Linked DNA regions of Homo sapiens: region 1 is linked to region 2. Evidence: read pairs that join two places in POLR2A ChIA-PET (ENCODE). Cell type or tissue: MCF 10A. All regions are shown on one strand.

Region 1 (8,000 bases), 57 kb before region 2:
CTTAAACATCCAAACATCCGTCTCCTCATACAGATAGTTGGGAAACCCAAGGTCCAGGCAAGTGAAAGAGCCTGGCATGCCAGGAGCCCAGGGCCCATGAGGACCTGTAACCTGCAACGGGGCCAGGGAAGCTGACGGCACATGGCCACACCACTGGTGGGAGGCAGACTCAGAACACTTCCATCCCTTTCTAGCATGCAGTCCTAGTCTGCTCAGGGAAGTGTTGATAGCTCAGCCTCAGTACAGCCCCCCAGGGAGGCAAATGACTGACAAACGCCTGCACATCCCTTCCTACCTGACACACCACATCATCACCCACCAGGGCGCCCAAGCCAGAACCCCCAGTGCATCCTTAACCCATAGCGCATTCATCCTCCTTTCCAGCTGCCCCCCTTAAATCTCATCTCAGCCCCAGGTATTCATGTTTTCACTCCTCTCCAATCTAATCTCCACCATGCAACCAATGTCAACATCCTAAAATGAAAATGAAACCAGACCTCCCCATCCTCACCAGGATAAAGCACAAATGCCTTTGCATGGTTTATGAGGCCCTCTGTGTCTGACTCCTTGGACCAGCACTCTTACCTGCACACCCCGGGCTCCTGGACTAAACTCTCATAGCTCCCTAAACTACCCTGAGCCACTGCTCCTGTAGCTCCCTGGACCTAAAATGTCCTTTCTTCCTGACCAACTCCTGCTTTCCTTCCAATATGTCACCTCTTCCTGATGCCTTCCCTGATTACCTCTAATTGGGCCTCTCCTATGTGTTTAGAGCCCCTCATCACAATACTTATCTGTTACTTGCTTACTTGAATGTCTCCCCCCTTGTATAAGCTCCTTGAAGGTGGAGACTTTTATTTCTGTCTCTTCAAATCTTAAAACACTGGTACACAATAAATATTTGCTGTGCAAGAATGACTGGCTGACTGAATAAATGAAAGCATGCGCCAACACTGGAAGATTAGTAGAACCGTCTTGTCCCAGTGGCCAAGAAAAACATCCCCATGCGAGACGAGTCATTTTCATTCTCTTGGAAAGTAAAAAGGCAACTAAATCATTAAAATGAAATAAAAATTTTCATCTTTTAAAAAATGACTTTATACAGATCTGTCAGTACTTAATGCTTGTTCTACCCTGGAAAAAATATTGTGTGGGGGGAAGGTCGCGGCTAACATAGAGAGGGACAGCAGAGTTTAGCGTGAACACTGAAGTCTGCACTTATACGGCAGCCATTTACAACCTCCTGCCCTCTCTCTCTCTCTTTTTTTGGTAACAGCTTTCTTGACACATAATTTAAATTCCATACAATTCACCCATTTAACATGTACAATTCAGTGGATTTTAGTATGCTCACAGAGTTGTGTAACTATGACACAATTTTAGAATATTTTCATCACCTCAAAAAGAAATCTCGTACCCTTTAGCTATCGCTCCCCCAAAACTCCTGGACCACCTGCCCCAGCCCCAAGCAACCATTTTTGCCTCTTCTGGATATTTCATCTCAATGGACGCATATAGTGCGGTCTTCTGTGACGGGCTTCTTTCACTCGTCTTAATGCTTTCAAGGTGCATCGTGCTGCGGCATGTATCAATTCTTCATTCCCTCTATGGCCAAATAACATTTCATCATATTTTGCTTTTCCATTCATCAGTTGATAGACATTTGGTGATTTCCACCTTTTGGCTATTATGAATAATGCTGATATGAATGTTCATTTGCATGTTAGTGTGCGGGCGTATGTTTTCAGTTCTCTCGGGCATTTGGTGATTTCCACCGTTTGGCTATTATGACTCATGCTGATACGAACGTCCATTTGCATGTTAGTGTGTGGGCGCATGTTTTCAGTTCTCTCGGGTCTCTGTACACCTATCTAGGAGTGGAACGGCTGGTCAGGGTCACTAAGTTTGTGAACAGCCAGACTGTTCTTCAGAGCAGCTGTACCACTTCATATTCCCACCACCAGTGAGTGCGGGTTCCCATGCCTCCAACTCCTCACCAGCACCTGTTATTGTCCTGCCTTTCTTTTTTTATTATAGCTGACCAGTGGATATGAACTGGTGTCTCACTGTAGCTTTGCTTTACACTCTGCCTGATGACTAACGATGTTGAGCATCTTTTTGTGTGCTTTTTAGCCATTTGAATGTCTCTCCTGCCATTCTGCCAGTCTCAGCAAATACTCAGTGCAAGCTACTCAGTTGCCAGGATTTCCTGGTAGATCTGTGGTCCCTCTCTGAGGACCCTCAGGTACAGCCCCAGCATGCCCACCAACAGGTAGGAGCTGCCCATTAGCACCTTTAGAGATGACTCTGGAGCTGGCTTTGAAGTGACAATGATCACACTCAGTAGACAGGGACTATCTGAATGCAGCCTGCTGTCTTCTAGAAACTGCTAGGCAGGTCTGGGCTTAGAGGGGAAAGGCAGAGATGAGTGAAGATGGGGTGGACCCTGCTGGTCCTCAAGGACTTTATAACCTTTAGCTGTGGAGACACCAGGTAAGATTAAATAAATGCTTTAACCAAGTCATTAGCAGAATGCTTCAGAAATGGAGGAAAGAGGAGAGGTGATTCCTACTTACGGGTGAAGTGTAGATCAGGGAAAGGGTTCATGCCAGTAGCTATGCTAGAGCTCAGCTTACAAAGGAAGTAAGTTTCCACAGCCAGAGTTGGGGAAGGACATGCTATGCTAAGAAATCAGCCTGAGCAAAGCACTGGAGGCGAGAGGAGGGGAACGGAGGCAACAGGCAATCTGGAGGGGCTGGGCTCAAGTCAGCACCTTCAAGAATCTGAACAAATGTACCCATGGCCATACACAACAAAACGTGCATACAATTTCAGGGTGCAGGGAGAAGGGAGAGGAGGGCAGTGAGGCTGAAAGATCAGCTTGAGGCCAGATCGGAAGAGGTCTTTATGCTGCACCAACTGCGGCTTTGTCCCATACGCTCCGAAAAACAAGGCAGAGCTGGACCCAATGGTGACAGGATCCCCAAGGGTCTGCTTAGCCTGAGACCTGCAAACACAACACCATTGCCAAGACCTGCAAATTCTGCAAGCAGGACCATTCAGGTCCCTCCTTCAATGTATCCCTCGTGCCCTCTACGGCCTATTCTCAGAAATGGGACCCAAACAGTGTTCTCCCTTGTGCCGGCCTGCTCCATTGGCCGGTTCCTTCCCAAGCTGCTGAGGAAGCAGCCTCGCTTTGTCACAGGCATCCTCATTACCCACTACCTGACCCCCACATTGCTCAAACACCCTAGACTCAGAAGCCGAACCACCCTCTTTCCGTCTCCCCATTCATTTCCAAACACACACAGTCTTCTTTGTTCATGAAAGGGACAGGTGATCTGACTTGCCTGAAAGGCGGGTGGATTTTTCAGTCCTAGCTCCACATTCATCAGCACCTTACAAGTAAGGGCAGGCCTTGGCTTTGCAGCTAGCTGTTATAGAGCAAGCCTGACATATAGCCTTTGGCTAACTATAGCACAGCTATTTCTGCAACTGCAGCAAAGTGCACCACAAATCAGCAGTCACAAAGAATGGCTTGGAATCTGTTACAGCAAGAAAGTGCATCTCCAGAAAGCTCCATTCCAGCTGTAGGACACTTTTCCCGCTCTCTTTCCTCCACTGTGGTCCCAAGTCAACAATGCAAGCAACAGTTCAAACTGAGAACTGAGAACCTCCTTCTGCGAAGACCACTCTCAGAGCACAAGCAGGGGCAGGGCCAGGGTGATGAGGCAGGCAGGAGGTGACAAACCTCTATGGTAAATGTTTACCAGTGACCCCACCATATCCAGGCTAATTTCATAGTCATCACAAAATATATAATATTACCACACAGTGAAAAGAACACTCAATTATACTTGAGGCTTGGATCTTCCATTTCCTAGTTTTGTGACCTTGGACAAATTCTATAAAATGAGGACACTATCTTTGCTGTCTATCCCTGAGGGCCTCAGTGAAGAGGTTTGCCAATGAAGACAGAAGTCCAGGCAGGTGATCAGCATCTAGCAGGCCCAAGAGGAAGATGCTAGAAGCCAGCCAGTGAGACTTGGGGGAGCCAGGCGGGACCTCACTCCTAAGGAACTAAGGAACCCAGTGGGGTCCCTCAGTGCCAGCCTGCAATACCCAGAGGACAAGGATAGCATGTGATCCACACCGCTAAGGCCTGAAGCCCACCTCCACATTTACAGCTGTGACATGCTGGCCATGAGCTTTTGCCTTTCTGTGCCTCAGCTTCCTCACTTCTAAAATGGGGATAGAAATAGTATTGGCTTTATGGAGTTGGGATAATTAAACATTCCAATGCTCCAGCCTGGGCAACATGGCGAAACCCCATCTTTACAAATAAAGAAATTAGCCAGGCATGGCAGTGCGCGCCTATAGTCCCGACTACTCGGGAGGCTGAGGCAGGAGGATCACTTGAGCCTGGGAGGTCAAGGCTGCAGTGAGCCAAGATCGCACCACTGCATTCCAGCCTGGGCAACAGACTGAGACTCGGTCTCCAAAAAAAAAAAAAGAAAGAAAATAAGTGCTTAGAACAGTGCTTGGCGCATGACACACATTCATTAAGCAGCAGTTGTTATTATTACAAACTATGTCTCTGTTCACCATTAATTTAAACTGCATTTAAATTGCAGTTTGAGAGGTAGGCAAAGTTTTTGGAGGAACTAATGACATCAGCCTTCACTGGGGAGATGGATACACCTAATCAGAGCTGAAGAGCCAAGGAGGAACGCCACGGTTTTATTCTCGGCTTACTTGGAGATTTGCAACTGACACCTACCAGCCAGCAGACCGTAGTGAAGCAGGATGCTTAAAGACTAGTAATAATCATCTTTCATAAATATATGGAACACTTTCAGGTTTACACAGATTAACGCTGAGATGCACAATATGATTCTCATTTTACCAATGAAGAAAGTGAAGCCAGATTTTAAGTATTTGCTTAATTCCATGCACAATTCTCTTTCTACCAAAACCATATATTCTGATGGACTAGATTTTCTGGTTAACAAGGGCAGAAGTAACTACATTCTGTAAACTGAATCGTCCTGCTGAGTTCTAGTGAAACAAAAGCTTACAACATCATAAATAAAAAACCCTGCTTGGGGTGGAGGTGGTGGGCAAGTGTAAGCACCAGCATGGTCTCAGGGACCTGACAGAAGGAGGGTGGCAAGAGAAGGAATCAGGCAGATTAAGGGGCATGAAATGTGAAGAGAAAGACGGCTGAAGCCCCAGGTGCCCCGCCTGCTGAGCAGACAGATGGCTGCAAGTCCCAACGCTCTGATAAAAAAAGGAAAATTAATTTTTCCTGAATGGCCCTGGAGTACCAGCAGCTGACATCGGCAGGTGGATAACTGAGCCAGCCCTTGGGGTGGGGAGTGGGAGAGGGGGAAGAAGGGTGGGAACTTTCTTCTCAAGTAAGAAGGAAAACACTGGAGAATTCAATAGGTGTCCAAGAGTTTCTGGAAGTTCTACAGGCAAATGTGATCAAAGACCTTCAGGAGAAATGTGTCCCATAAGTGACAGCATCTATTGAACTCTAAAAATGAATGTGTCTGCACCAAGAAAACTAGATGTTCAGCTTCCAGCATGATAAACATTTCATATTTGAGTCACCTCTGCTACGCCTAACAAGCAGAGGCGGACGAGCTGCTGTGCCAAACGCTCCCAGATGCACACTCTCGGCAACTTGTTGCCATGCAGCATTGTATACAGTCACGCACCACGTGACGACGTTGCAGTCAACGACAGAACACACGAACAGAGGATGGTGCCAGAAGATCATGATGGAGCTGAAAAATCCCCATTGCCTAGTGACGTCTTGGGGATCCTGACCCTGTGCAGGCCTAGGCTGATGTATGTGTTTGGCTTGTTTTTAACAAAAAAGTTTTAAAAAATTAAAAACTTACAAAATGGAAAAAAGCTTACAGAATAAGGATAAAAAGAAAAAGTATTTACTTTTGGCTGGGTGTGGAGGCTCATGCCTGTAATCCTGGCACTTTGGGAGGCTGAGGCAGGAGGGTCGCCTGAGCCCAGGAGTTTGAGACCAACCTCGGCAATATAGTGAGACCCCTGCCAAGTAAAAGACAGACAGACAGACAGAAAGAAAGAAAGAAATTTTTGTACAGCTGTACAATATATTTGTGTTTTAAGCTGAGTGTTATTACAAGAGTCAAAAAGGTTTTTAAAATTTAAAAGTTTCTAAGGAAAAGAGCTGCAGTAAGCTCAGGTTAATTTATTTTTGAAGAAAGAACATTTATTTCTATAAATTTAGCATAGCCTACAGGTGCCTGAATAGAAAAAGCTTACAGCAGTGCAAAGTAACGTCCCAGGCCTTCACACTCACCCACTGACGCACCCGGAGCAACTTCCAGTCCTACAAGCTCCACTGATGGTAGATGCCCTATACAGAGGCACCATTTTTCATGTTTTACTCTTTCTATGTACTGTACTTTTTCTATATTTAAGTATTTTTAGATATACAAATATTTACCCCTGTGTTATAGCTGCCTACAGTGTTCAGTACAGAAACATGTTGTACAGGTTTGTAGCCCAGGAGCACGAGGCTACCCCTATACCATACACCCCATTGCTCCCAGGCTACAGACCTGTATACCATGCTACTGTAATGAATCAGCACACACATTTGTGTTCCCAGCAGCTGACAAGATTAATCTTCAGGATGCCAGGAAGGGACTCGGAGAAAGCTACAAGCTGGGGCCCTGGCTTCCCCGGTAAGAAATGTATGTCTGCATAGAGTTCCTCCAGACAGGCCTGCTCCCTGCCTCTGGAAGCCTGGCAGAGAGGAAACGCTTTCCATCCGTATTTCCCACTGGCTGGCATCATGGCGTGAAGAGGGGTGTGTGTGTGTGTGTGTGTGTGTGTGTGTGTGTGTGTGTGTGCGTGTGCGCGCGTGCGCGCACGTGCAAAGAGCTATCAGCTATTTCCAAAGACGACTCAGTAAATAAGAGCTTTTCTGTAAATCTGAGTATCTGAAGGACTTTTGTGGGGAAAGGTGTGAGGACATGTTTTCGTTTGGCATCAGAGTATGTTTGGCAGGGGCAATGGGTAGAAACCACAGGGGCGTAGATTGTTTTAGGTTTAATAGACAGAAAGACATTCTAACAAACTCATCCAATCATCAAATAATGGGCTGCTCTGAAAGTGGCCACGTCCCCACTGTGGGAGGTGATCCGCTTGAGACTGACAGATCTGGGATGCTGCAGGCGGAATCCAACATGAGGCGAGATACCCTCGGTGTCCCTCCCATTCCCAGAATTCTGCGACGATATCAACAGAATCTATAATGGTCTGCTAGAGTTAGGAAAGATAGTTCAATTCACCTTTCTCATTTTACACAGGAGGAAACCAAGGTGGATAGGAAGGGACTGGACCCGAGGCACCTGAGTCTATCTTTCCATCCCCTTATCAAAAAAGAGTCAGTCAGCAGGGGCAGGGAGGTTTGTTCAGCATTTCAGTGAAGAGAAAGGGGTGTTGGGAGATGGGAGGGAGGACAGTGAAGTACAAGTGGCTTCCATTTTCCAGGGCAGATGACACACTGGGCACCTCCACACTTCCCTGGAGAACCCAGGCTGGCTCGGAACACAGTCCCTAGGCCTCAGCACCAGGAGGCTGAGACCCACGGGAATGACACTGTGGCAGAAGTCAGCTGCTTTTGCAGTACATAGCAGGATGGGGTTCCTGTGACTGAAGGGGCAGACACGGAAACTCAGACTGGAAGAGCTTTCTACTGTAGAAAAGAGGTTTTTACTGTGGGAAAGAGATTTTCTACAGTAAATCTTTGCTGTCACCTTAGATGGATAAATGGATGGACGGATGGACAGACGGGGATGGCAGGACGGCAGTCAGGTAGGCAGGCAGGCATTATTCTAGTGCTTCCCTAGGGTAAGAGAAAGGTTCACCCGACTCAGGCTGCAGACATAAAAAAGTGAAACCCATGCCCTCTGATAATGACCAACATTCCCTCTATGGTGTAGAAG
Region 2 (8,000 bases):
GTCTACTTACCCAGAAACAAGGTCTCTTCAGGACTCACCGGAGAACCAACAGAATTCCTTCCCCACCCCACACACAGCCGGTAAAACTTCCAATATTTGAGTCTATCATAGACACAGTAGGCTGGGAAAATATTCCAGGGAACTTAGCATTCTGAAAGAAGTGACTACTTCAATTAGGAAAAAAATCTGAAGTTCCCTTTCAGGCCAAATCATTCTCATTCATCTTTACCAATAAAATGGTCTACATTCAAATGGTAAGTTTGATCCCCGCATCATCAATCATCCTTTCAGTTTCGTTTGATCAAATGTTGGGCATTTATACAGCTCATTTTACAAACCATACAAATCAGAAGGTAGAAGTCAGGAGGGCCTGGCACCCCTCATGCCTGCCCTCTTGCAGAGCAGTGACAGCTCCACAAATGACCTCACTCCCATTAAAGAAAAAAGGAAGGAAAGAAGGAAGAAGGAAGGAAGGAAGGAAGGAAGGAAGGAAGGAAGGAAGGAAGGAAGGAAGGAAGGAAGGAAGGAAAAAAGAAAAAGAAAAGGAAAGGAAAGGGGAAGGAACAGAGGGTGCTGGAGAATAGGGAAGAAAGGTCTGTTCTGGGAAACAGAACAGTAGGGGTTTTGGAATGCTCAGTGTCTTAGAACTTAGACTAAAGACTGGAAACACCAGCTCAGGGAATATTCCATCGTGGTCATCTGATTGCTGGAACATGAAACTTGGAGCACATCTGCAGTGAAATGGGGGAGGAATAAAGATACTGAAAGGACATTCTCCAGAACCATGAGGACAGAGAGACTTCAGCAGAAAATAGGCCACTAGTATTTTGGGGTCCTGCTTCAGGAGCAAAACTTTGGTCCAGAGAGGTTTAGGGCTGGGTTTTTTTTTTTTTTTTTTTCACTTTGATTTCTGAGGTCACTGAAGGACCATGGGTAATAAGGTCAATTTGTGCTGATTTATAAAAATCAGCCTTCTGACTTCAGAGCTGTGGCACACATTATTTTAGACTCTGAGGTCATGTTAGTCACAGGTGTTGGGCTGGCCTGGCCTGAGGAGCAGGTCGACACACCCTCTGGGCGCTGAGGGACACAATGGGGACGGCATCTTCACTTTCTTCCTTCCGGTCCTTCCTGAGTGCTTGCAAGTGAGCCCAACCCTTACTTCTCTAAAAGAGGCTCACACCCCATCTACATACCTGGACACTCCCTCTCCTTGCACAACAAGACCAGAGGCCTCTCCCTTCCCTTTCCCACCTCTCTTCAGTCACTTTCACTCAGACCTTTCTTTTCCTGTGAAGGCTTCCTGCTCCCTTGGCCCTCAAGCTCTGAAGACCAGTCCACAGCTTTCTGGCTCTAGGGTCCCTGCAACACCTACCACGAGCTCTCAACCTCCCCTCTCACCTAAGAAGTCCAGGCCACTGTGCTCCTAAGTGCCTGGACCGCCTCCTCAGCTGCCTTCTGCTACATGATCAAGTTTCCCCAGAACTTTTGAAAGCCACCACAGAGCTGCTCCCAGACATGTCATTCCCCTCTTCAAAACCTTCCATTGCTGGTTCCCTCACCACAACCCAACAACTGGAACTCTTCGTTGAGCTTCACTGTGCTCTCCAGGGATCCTCAAGTCCAGACCATTCTTTCAGGTCCATCCCACAGAAGAACGCATGCAAAAGTACTTAAGTCACTGGATGAAAATGCAAACCATATTACTCCATTGGTTAAAATGCCACCAGTGGTTGCAAATCCCACTGTCCCCAGGATAAAGTCCCCAATCCCTCGCACAGCTTTCAAGGCCCTGAATAGCCTGACCGGGGTGTGCTCCAGGCAGCTAAGGCTTCAGCTTCTGGGGCACATCAAGCTCCTTCCACCCACAAAGCTTTTCCACTCAATATGCTCTCGGCCTCACTCTTCTTCCTCCGTGTCTTGGCCTGGCTAAGTCCCACCCACTTGTCTCACCTTAAATGTCACTGTCTGGAGGAAGTCTTTAGTAACAATCCCCCCCCACACACCCTGAATCCCCCACTCGGGCAGCACCTGGACTTCCCCTTCGTTGCCCTTATTGCAGCTGTTCCCATTATCTGCTTAATGTCTATCTTCACTGTACATTCCATGAGGACAGAGACCGACCCCATCTGTTTTTCTAACCCCCATGTCCTTAGCACCTAGGCAAGATCTGGCTCACAGGTGAAACTGAATAAATCTTTGCTGAGTGAGTGAAGTGCTGGTGATAACCTCTCCACGGACCTGGGCCCTCTAACCCACAACACTGGCTGAAGTTTTTTTTTTTTTTTTGAAACAGACTCTTGCTCTGTCACCCAGGCTAGAGTGCAGTGGCGCGATCTCGGCTCACCGCAACCTCCACCTCCTGGGTTCAAGTGATTCTCCTGCCTCAGCCTCCTGAATAGCTGGGATTACAGGTGCCCACCACCGTGCCCAGCTAATTTTTATATTTTTAATAGAGACGGGAATTAGCCAGGCGTGGTGGCGGGCGCCTGTAGTCCCAGCTACTCGGGAGGCTGAGGCAGGAGAATGACTTGAACCCGGGAGACGGAGCTTGCAGTGAGCAGAGATCCCACCACTGCACTCCAGCCTGGGCCGCAGAGCAAGACTCCATCTCAAAAAAAAAAAAAAAAGATAGAGACGGGGTTTCACCATATTTGTCTCGAACTCCTGACCTCGTGATCCACCCGCCTTGGCCTCCCAAAGTGCTGGGATTAAAGGCGTGAGCCACCATGCCCGGCCAGCTGAAGCTTTGCTTCTCACTCCTCCCAACTGTCTCTTCTGTGTCCCTTCTCTTGATACCAGCCTCCACTGTTATTATTAATATTCATTCAATTTTTTTTCTGAAAATTCCAATTTATCTGTATAGTGCTATGAGGAGCCCTAAGAATACAGTCAATCAATCAGACAGGCAATCTCTTCCTAATAACTTGTCCTAGTGTTTACTGGAGCGACTGAAGAGCTGAAACATACAGAAGGGGAAAGAAATGGGATTCCACCCCTGGACATTATTCCTTTAAGCTTCTTTGATTTTAATTGCTTTGCATGCACATTGAGGTAGAGTCCCAGTTGATTGAAACTTTTTTCATTTGCAGCTAGAAGTGAATGATTCAGGCTGCATTCCACCGAACATGCTCTTAATATTATGGAAAGACCCGGGGCTGAGGACATGCCTGGACATGATTAACAAAGTTGTGCATTTGTAAATTAGATGATTTCCAGGAAATATTTAAAACCTCCCTTTCTTCCTAAACACTTCAAAGAGGTGTCCTTGTTTATTTTCAACCTTTTACCCCCAACCTTTTTTTTAAAAAAGTAAATCCCTCCTCTCTCACAAAGTCTCTACAAAAGAAAGCCACTGTGATATGAAATCCATCCAAAGACATGAGTTCAACTAACGTCTCAACGAGCTTGCTTGGCTCTATATTTAGATGTGAGAGTAAACATCTGACTCTGGAGAAGGACTCATCCCAGAGACACCACTCCTGAACAGGAAAAAAGTCTAGGGGATGGAATTAAATTAGTTTAGCTCCCAAAAGAATAGTTAATAGAAACAGTCTCTAACCAGCTAACCACAAATATAGGATTTGCTCTTTACTCCTTGGAGAAGAAAATCCAGGGAGTGAGGCTGAAACAATCCTCTGTGCTGCCCAGAGGTAGGGCTCAAACACGGGACCAAATTGAGGACTGGCTAAAACAGGTCTGGAGTGGGAACAGCTTTCCATAAGACACACCCACTAATGTGCCATGTCAGTTTAGCATTGCCATGGCAACAACCTGACAACCAGAAGTTACCACCCTCATCCTAGAAATTTCTGCATAAACTGACCCTTAATTTGCATATAATTAAAATGGTATAAATATGAGTGCAGAATTGCTGCTGAGCTGATACTCTAGGCATGCTGAGTGCTCTAGGTACTCCTCAAGGAGCAGTACCTCTGCTGCTGCTGTGTACTGGCCATTTCAATCAAAGTCGCTGCTTAACACACTGGTGCACTCTCGAATTGTCTCCTATGAGGAGCCAAGAACCCTCTTGGGCTAAGCCTCAATTTTGGGGCTTGCTTGTCCTGCATCATAACTGCTAGCTCCCATATCTGTCCACTGGGTGGTATCTCAGAATCAGAGACTCTCAAGGTTGAATGGCAACATTTCTTCCAATTTCCACACCACTGCTCCATTTCCCTCCACAGCCAACTTTGTGTAAACATTAAGCACTTACACAAAAATTTTGTGACAACATGACAGAGATGCAGAACCAGGAGGTGCAGCCTCATACAGTAACATCCGATGGCTATGGGTTTAAGCTCGGCGCTAGCTTTCACCAGGTGTGTGATCTTGAGTCACTAGATTTCTTTGAGCCTCATTTTCCTCACACAATGATAATACCAAAGAATAAGAATACGCATATCCATTGAGCACTTACTATGTGCCAGTCCCTACACTGAGTGATTTACATTGATTAACTTATTCAAATTTCCCAAGAGCTTTATGAGGTGGATACTATATTATTTCCATTTATAGAGTAACACATGTGACTTGCCCACTAAGCTACACAGACACCAGGGCAACCTCTAGGAATCCAGGGTTTAATTTGATTTTAAAATAAAAACCAAATTATTAAAATAAAAACAAAAGTTTAAAAAAGTACTAAGCAAAGCCATCAATGACCACACATTGCAAGTGAGACAGACATCATAACTTGTCCCAGACAAGTTACAAAACAAACAAAACAGCAACAACAACCATTACAGGGAAAATACCAGAAATCAGAGTTTGATATAATAGCAAAACATCCAATTTTCAACAAAAAAGGAATTATAAGAGATTTAAAAAATAGGAAAGTGTGACCCACACTCAGGAAATAAAGCAGTTAATCAAAACTATTTTTTAATGCATTCAGATGTTGGATTTAGCAGACAAATGCTAGAGTTAGTTCAATAACTGAAATGAAAAGCTCACTAAAGGGACTCAATGGAAGATTCAAGATGGCAAAAGAATCAATGAACTTGTACATAGATTAAATAGAAATTATCCAGTCTGAAGAATAGAAAAAAAGTCAAAGAAAAATGAACCAAGACACCTGTGGGACAACTTCAAACATACCAATATACATGCAATGGGAGACCTAGAAGGAGTGGAGAAAGACAAAATAGGTGAAAAAAATTTGTAGAAAAAAATGACAGAAAATTTCCCAAACTTGATGTAAAACATTAATCTGCACATCCAAGGAACTCAACAGACCCCAAGTAGGATAAATACAAAGAGTTCTATACCTAGACACAGTATAATCAAACCTGTGAAAGACAAAGAGAAAGAAAAAAGTCTTGAAAGCAGCAAGAGAAAAACAATTCATTATGTACAAAGGCATTTCAATATGATTAATGGCTGCCTTCTCATTAGAAACAATGGAGACCAGAAGGCAATGTGATGACATAAAGTATTGAAAGCAAAAAGCAAAAAGAAAACATCAACCAAGAATTCCGTATCTAGCAAAACAATTCTTCAAAAATGCAAAAAAAAAGAACATTTCTGTATAAACAAAGACAGAGAACAAACTGTTTGCAGATTTACCTTATAAGAAATACTAAATGAGGCTGGGCATGGTGGCTCATGCCTGTAATCCCAGCACTTTGAGAAGCCAACGTGGGTGGATCATTTGAGGTCAGGAGTTCAAGACTAGCCTGGTCAACATGGTAAAACCCCACCTCTACCAAAAATACAAAAGTTAACCAGGCTTGGTGGCGTGCACCTGTAGTCTCAGCTACACAGGAGGCTGAGGCAAAATAATCACTTGAACCCAGGAGGCACAGGTTGCAGTGAGCCGAGTTATGCTGCTGCACTCCAGCCTGGGTGGCGAAGTGAGACTCTGTCTCAAAAAAAAAAAAAAAAAAAAAAAAAACTAAATGAAATCCTTCAGGCTGAAAGGAAATGATGGCAGATGGTAACTTGTGTCCACAGGAAGAAACGAAGAGCACCAAAAATTTTAAATATATGTACTAATATAAAAGATTGAATATATTTTTCTCATTTCTTAACTTTTTAAAAAGATGTGTAAGTTTGGATAAAGCATAAATTACAACACTGGGTTGTTGGGTTTATAACGTATATAAACATAATAAATATGAAAATAATAGTATGGAAGGGGGAAAGAATGGCGCTTTACGGGAGCAAACTTTCTGTTTTATAGGAATTAAGTTATTAATCTGAAGTAAATGGTGATAAATTAAAATGCATATTGTGAGCCCTAGGGAATCACAAAAAATGACTTTAAAAATACAGTTAAAAAATCAAAAGAAGAATTAAAATGGTACACTAAAATATACTTATTTAACACAAAAGAAGGCAATCAAAAAATAACAGAGGTACAAAAAAGAAGGCATATAGAAAACTAATAACAAAATGTCAAATGTAAACCCAGCCAAATCAATTAATTATATTAAATATGAATGATCTCAACACTCTTAAAGAAAGGCAGGGATTATCAGATTGGATTTTTAAAAAGTATACTTAAACTACAGTTGACCCTTGAACAATACAACTTTGAACTGTGTGGATTCACTTAAACATGAATTTTTTTCAATAAAAGTTATACCAAGTGTGCCTACCTCTCCTGCCTCCCCTTCCACCTCCTCCACCTCTGCCACCCCTCAGAAAGAAGACCAATCCCTCCTTTTCTCTTTCTTCTCATTCTATTCCACATGAAGATGACAAAGATAAAGATCTTTATGATGATCTGCTTCTACTTAATGAATAGTAAATATATTTTCCCTTCCTTATGGTTTTCTTTAAAAAATTTTCTTTTCTCCAGTTTACTTTATTATAAGAATACAGTATATATGTAACATACAGAATATGTGTTAATTGACTGTTTATGTTATTGGTAAGGAACCAAGTCAAAAGTAGGTTATTAGTATTTAACTTTGGGGGAAGTCCAAAGTTATGGGGGGTTGGCACCCCAATCCCCATGTTGTTCAAGGGCCAACTGCATAAACTATCTACAAAGGACACACTTTAGATTCAAAGACACAGACAAGTTTAAAGTTTAAAAAAATGGACAAAGCTATACCATGCATACAATAACTATACAATAGCTTGAGTGGCTGTATTAACAAGAGACACAACAGACTTTACAACAAGATCATTAGAGAGAGACATTTTAAAATTATAAAAGGGCCAATACATCAAGAAGATTTAAGAATTACATATGCATACGCACCTAAAAATAGACCTCCCAAATCCATAAAGCAACAACAGAATTGAAAAGAGAAATAGAGAATTCAACAATTATAGTTGGAGATTTCAATACCCTACTCTTGATAATTGATGGAACAGAATATTAGCAAGGATGCAGAAGACTCAATACAATCAAGCAACTTGACCTAACTGACATATATGGAATACTCTACCTAATGATTGCAAAATACACATTCTGCACATTGAAGAACACACAGAACATCCATTCCCTGAGACAGACTACATACTAGGCCACAAAACAAGTCTCAATAAATTTAAAATGTTTGAGGTCGGGTACAGTGGCTCATGCCTGTAATCTAGCACTTTGGGAGGCTGAGGCAGGTGGATCACTTCAGATCAGGAGTTTGAGACCAACCTGGCCAACATGGTGAAACCCGGCCTCTATTAAACAAATACAAAAATTCGCCAGGTGTGGTGGCATGCACCAGTAGTCCCAGCTACTTGGGAGGCCGAGGTTGTAGAATTGCTTGAACCCAGGAAGCAGAGGTTGCAGTGAACCAAGATCACGCCACTGCACTCCAGCCTGGGTAACCAAGTGAGACTCTGTCTCAAGAAAAAAAAAAAAATTAAACAATTTATCAATTCTTCAAAAAAATCTTTCAGAAAAGGAACACTTCCCAACTCATTCTATGAGACAAAAGAGAGCACAAGAAAACTGTAATTCCTAAACTCTATCTATCAATACAAAAAGAATTACATAGAATAGCTAAGTGAAGATTTATCCCAGGAATGCATGGCTGGTATAACAT

What was found. Peaks named below come from ENCODE experiments on the same cell type or tissue, not always from the same donor. Only the 100,000 strongest peaks of a DNase experiment are listed, where the experiment ranks them.
Region 1: POLR2A ChIA-PET joins it to region 2 with 12 read pairs; 5 of 35 experiments call an interaction of 5 or more read pairs at or near these places.

The regions. Positions count from the first base shown.
Region 1 is chr3:195,127,968-195,135,967 of GRCh38, forward strand. All of the region lies in intron 3 of XXYLT1 (xyloside xylosyltransferase 1), which reads right to left. It overlaps MIR3137 (microRNA 3137), which reads right to left and starts at 6,613; the gene lies at 6,539-6,613. RefSeq lists enhancers at 1,530-1,909, 2,050-2,359, 3,471-3,540, 3,601-3,710, 5,462-5,541. In MCF 10A, no CTCF peak of the experiment used is centred here; no DNase peak of the experiment used is centred here.
Region 2 is chr3:195,184,624-195,192,623 of GRCh38, forward strand. The region is part of intron 2 of XXYLT1 (xyloside xylosyltransferase 1); the gene reads right to left. Among named protein-coding and RNA genes, the nearest start is that of XXYLT1-AS2, 41 kb to the left of the region's middle. RefSeq lists enhancers at 1-814, 3,037-3,552. In MCF 10A, no CTCF peak of the experiment used is centred here; DNase peaks (open chromatin) are centred at 1,198, 3,138 and 3,718.